2 separate regions of the Mus musculus genome follow, and region 2 is linked to region 1. A link is a loop called in an ENCODE intact Hi-C map of the cell type or tissue named here. Cell type or tissue: left cerebral cortex. All regions are shown on one strand.

Region 1 (2,500 bases):
AGAAAATCCTGTGAGTCTTCATTTGCATGGCAATGACATGCCTTTGGTGGAGACAGAGTGCTGTATCAGAGAGCAAATGGTTGGCTTTTCCAGGAAGCCTCCTGCACCTGAAACTCTCCATTCATGGTCTTCTAAAAACACAAAGCATATGGACAATTTATGCTGAGGGGGAGAAATTGAAGCTTTTCTCATTTCTGTTGGTATTTTCCGTTATGTTTTTTAAAAAATTACAGCTTTGGCTGCCTTTAGAATTTTATCGTCTCTAAACTATTTGTGATGTCTGTACCCAATTCTCCTTTTAAATCTCTCCTTTGAGGGGAGATGTGCACAGCACACCTTATTAATCAGGAAGCCCGTGGGATGTCCTCTCTTTCAAGTACTTTGAAAATCGCTTACGTCTCTTCTGCCATTTCTGGCAACTCTTTATCAAAGGAAAGAACATAATTCCCTATGTCAACTTTGTGATCTAGATCACAGTGCCTGCTCTAAACTGGGTTTATCAAAGACGGCTATACTATCTGTTGGAACGCACATTGGGAAAACTGTGGGGGGAAGTCAGGGAGCCCCCAGCGCAGGAGTAGATGAGGTAGGAGAGCCATTCTATAATTAGATCCATTCACGGGGGCTCCCCACATCTTACAGCGATTTTTCTCTTTGCCACAGGAATGCTTTAAGTCTCTTCTCTTCTTCCCTTCACACCTAAGCATTTGTTTATGAATCAAAAAATACTTGACATGGAGATGGGGGATGGGGATGCAAACCGAAGGAACCGTAGCCATATTGAGATTAATCAAAATGAAGATAAGCCATCTTTGAAGTTACAGTAAGCCATCCGGGAACTAAGATTCACTGCTGAAACCTTCAGCTCTGTTCATTTGCACCTTGCCTTGTGCCGAACAAATCAGGAAGTGAAACCCAGTAATGACCTACATTTATCAGTAGCCCGCTGGAAAAGAAGGTCCTGAGCTATAGTTCTCCAGTTCCACCCCTCCCCATCCCACCCACACACACCCAGCAGGACGCACACATGCGCAGAGGCAAATTTTTCCACACTATATTCCAGACAGCCTTACCGCTGTTGCTGTGCAGTGAAAGCCACTGATGAATGGTTTGCTTAGGAGCAAAACTGTGAGTTTCTCGGGCTGCTAGGAGAGCCAGTTTTTACCCAAAACAGCTGCGAAACCAGACTGACTTTCCACCTCCCTTGTTGAATACAGGAACTCTTGGCACAATCACAGTGCAAGTAGCACAGGCTCTACCGGGTTACCATTATAGAAACAGACTTGGCCAGCAGGAAGTATTTACATCCTGCACGAAACCCTGATGTTTGACATGAAACCGGAGCTGCTCGCTATGGGTTCAGAGAACAAAAGTCCCCATCTTTGAACTTGCCTCCTAGCCCAAACAAACAAATATTCTTCTTTCCTCTCCATCAAATACCTCAACCCCAACTACTTGCTTCACTGAACTTCTTCATACTGTGCAAATACAGGAAATAAACAAGCTCTGTGCTCTTTCGCCCGGAATGAAACGCACACCCCCGCCACCAAGGATACCACCCAGCTTGGGCTGAGCCTCGCAACGCCTCAGACATCTCCTAAATATGGCGATTATAATTTAATGGAAACAAGCTGGGCTTCCTTCCACAAAAGCAAGGCAAGTTCTGCTGCAGCTAACTGCATGTGAATTTGAGAGCCCTAACTGACATCGAGGCATTTACCAGATCCTGCATAATAAAGAGTAACCGGGCAAAGGAGGGAAATGAGAGAAGGTAGAGTTTCGAGGCTGAGCAAATGGGACCCCAAGATCCAGGAGAAAGAACTACCAACCTCTGACCTTGGCAAGGTTATGATACAAGAAAATAATTTGAAGCCAATGTCCAACCTGTAACTGAAAAAAAATCCAGGGAGGTTTACCAAGTGAACAATTCACTCGAATTAGACTGTATCAGTTTACATCTTTGCTGCGGTAATATAACCATGCACTTAGGAAATGGGTGTGTGTACATGGACAGACAGGAGCTCCGGTATCCAGAAGGAAACTATGTCGTTATTTGCTTCTCAATTTTACTTGGATTTCATAAGCATATGTGGGCAAGGGATACTTGGAAAGAGGTCAAGGGTCATATGCTGGGGGCACAGAAAAGTGATTTTAATGTTGATGGTTTTGATTGTTTTGTGTGTGCCCCATCTCTCTGAGGTTCCCTTCCTTCACCTGCAACAAGGGACCCTCTTAAGACCTGAGGATGTTGCAGTAAGAAATGAGAACCTGGTAGTGGTTCCCAATAACCCTAATGCTGAGACCTTTAATACAGTTCCCCGTGATGTGGTGCCCTCCAATGATAAGATTATTTTCATTGCCACTTCATAATTCTGCTACTGTGATAAGTCATCGTGTAAATATTTTGAAGATAGAAGTTTGCCAAAAGAGTCTCGACCCACAGGTTGAGAACTACTGCTTTAGATACATCTCTAGGGTTGAATGTAAGGGAAGGAAATGG
Region 2 (2,500 bases), 310 kb after region 1:
TAATAAGTTACAATTATGCTGGTCATTTAATTTGCAATTATTTGCTTTTTGTCAATCCCGGATAAATGATGCCGGACAGGTAATGATGCCTGGGATTAATGCTGCCTTTACTAATTTGCTTTAAGCAGATTTTGAACTGCGGCATATGCGAGTGCTATGCTGTTACATGAGATTGACACTACCTTAGATGACAACAGATTGCATAGGTGAGTCACTAGGAGGACAGATAATAAGTATTTTAAAATGCACCATCATCGCCATTAAGGAAAATATTTCCTGCATGTGCTCAGGACTGTGCTAGAATATAGCTTTATTAAGAATTGATTTGAAAAATTGCCTTTACTTTAAAGATTGGGAAGATACCCCAGACGTTTTTCATTTGAAAAATCCGAAAAATAGCTATAGAGCTATTATATAACAGTAAAGAATACGGTTGGGTCACTTGGATAATTTTTGGTTTTGGTGTGCATCAATAACTGCTTCCAAATGCTACCGAAATTCTTAAGGATATGAAAACATATGAGAGTAGAAAGCTTCATCCACAAAATTGTCTTAGTAAGTATTTTAAGGCAGGGATAGCACTTCAGAGTTTAGGGTGAATCGAAGATGTACTTTAGCCTTTTTTTTTTTTTTTTAATGTCAAACAAAAACAACTTCTGCAACCACAAGTCTTCCCGCAGGTAATTCTTTTCATGACTAGAGTCAAAAACAAACGAGACAGAGACATCTGGGGTAGGGGGAGCGTTAAAAGGAGGCTTCACAAGTAAGATATGAAGGGAGTAGAGAGAATAGGTTTTAAAAGCAGAAAACACAAGGCGAGGAAGAGATCATGGTTTCTTATTTTTCTCTCCTCCCTCCACTTTCTCGCCTCACCAATCTGTTAGCCCACCTCAAATTTAGAGGCGGGTTCAGCGAGACCAGGCTGCAGGAAACCCAAGTTTCCCTGCATTGCCACCCTGGCTATATGATGTAATTGTTATTTATTGAGACTCTGAACCCAGCAAGAGCTGCTTTAAAGAAGTGACAGCCCATCTCCTAGTCCTGTTGGGTCAGATCCTTCCTGGGGGTGGTGCAGTTTGGCGGGCAGACCCTGCTGGAGACTTCGCAGTGACAAAGCAGCAGAAGAGAAACCAGGTTCCTGGGTCCTGCGTCCGTCTAGGGAGCTAGCTGTGCACTCCTCAGGTCTCCTTTCCAGTTTTCCGCTTGGAATCATGCCATATTTATCACTGGGTCCTACTAGGTGCTGAGCATGGGGTCAAAATGACCTAGAGTTATACAGCGCCGCAGCTTCCGGGATTTGAGCGGGACACAGATTTTAAGGAGGTGGAAATTGAGGGTGGGTAAAGGGCGCCAAAAGAACGCGTGTTTGTGGGGTGAAACGGGAGAAAGGGAGACACTTAAGGTGCCAGCACGTAGGCTGGGGAACCTGGGGTAGGATTAAGGTGCCCCGACGCCCCTGTGGTGCCCCCAGCGTTTGCCCCGGCACGGGTGACATGGGCGATCGCCTGGCCCCTAGCGGGGAATCTGTCCAGGCGGCTGGCTGGACGGGGCTGGGAAGCCAGGGCGCCGGCTCGGGAAGCACAGCACCCCCTCCTTCTCCGGGTCCAACCGCGTCCTCTCTCTGCCTTCAAGGCCGATCAGTCCCGGACCCCCACCCGGAGCACCGGCGAGGAGGCCTGCAGACGCCCGGTGGGCTCCCCGGCTCCGCCGAGCCTCCGGGTGCGCGCTCGGCCCGGGTGACAATGGGAGGGAGGGGCAGAAAAGGGTTAAGAAACTTGGCTGAAGAGCTGAATGGCGTGGAGCAGCGAGGGGAGGGACCCGGCCGCCGCGAAGTCGGCGGCGGAGGGAGGAGCGCGGCTGCGGCGGGCGGGCGGCGAGCGAGGCGCTCAAAGTCAGCCTCGCAGACATTGCAGCAGAGCCCCGAACTCGGGAGGCGACGGCGACCGCGGCGCAGGCGGAGGACGAGCCGGCCCCAGCCCGCCCGAGCGCAGCGCCCGTGGCCTCGCGCGGCCGCAGGGCACGGCTAACCTGGGAAGGAGGGAGCGACGCGGATCGGCGGCCCGGAGCCGCGGCGGCCTCGGTGAGTGGCAATCGCGGCCCGGGCTCCGTGCGGAGCTCGCGGGAGCGGACGCCGCGCCGCCCGGGCACGGCCTGGGTGCGCGGCCCGTGGAGGCGGCGGAGGCCGGGGGAGGCCCGCGGGGAGCTCCGGGAACACGGATCCCGGGGACAGCCCTCCGCCGCGCCCCGCTCCGGCTCTCCCCTGGAACTCGCGGGCCCGGCCGGCGCAGCCGCCAAGTTGTGGAGTTCCCAGCCGCGGGCTCGTCCGTGCCAGCCTTGGCGCGAGGGGCGCAGCCGCCCTGGGTGTTCTGCGCCGGGACCCACGCGGGTGGCCGGGTCGCGGGGCCCCGGTCGAGCTCGCCCGCCCAGCTGCCCCCGTTGGCCCCGAGCCCCGGGCGCTGGCTGCCGCGCCGCTCGGTCCTGCCGCCCAGCGGTGCTCTCG

The links. A loop is a pair of places that touch in the nucleus more often than their neighbours do. Peaks named below come from ENCODE experiments on the same cell type or tissue, not always from the same donor. Only the 100,000 strongest peaks of a DNase experiment are listed, where the experiment ranks them.
Region 2: a loop joins it to region 1, with 6 times the contacts of the local background. A loop is called at or near these places in 8 of 42 quality-filtered maps.

Annotation. Positions count from the first base shown.
Region 1 is chr16:76,679,219-76,681,718 of GRCm38, reverse strand. No RefSeq gene overlaps it. Among named protein-coding and RNA genes, the nearest start is that of Gm30790, 99 kb to the left of the region's middle. In left cerebral cortex, no CTCF peak of the experiment used is centred here; DNase peaks (open chromatin) are centred at 656, 1,152 and 1,494; H3K4me3 peaks cover 1,482 bases; H3K27ac peaks cover 1,339 bases.
Region 2 is chr16:76,372,452-76,374,951 of GRCm38, reverse strand. It overlaps Nrip1 (nuclear receptor interacting protein 1), which reads left to right and starts at 1,903. Exons shown (of 4, transcript NM_173440.3): 1 at 1,903-2,080. In left cerebral cortex, a CTCF peak has its summit at 1,526; DNase peaks (open chromatin) are centred at 1,082, 1,726 and 2,249; H3K4me3 peaks cover 2,161 bases; H3K27ac peaks cover 2,246 bases.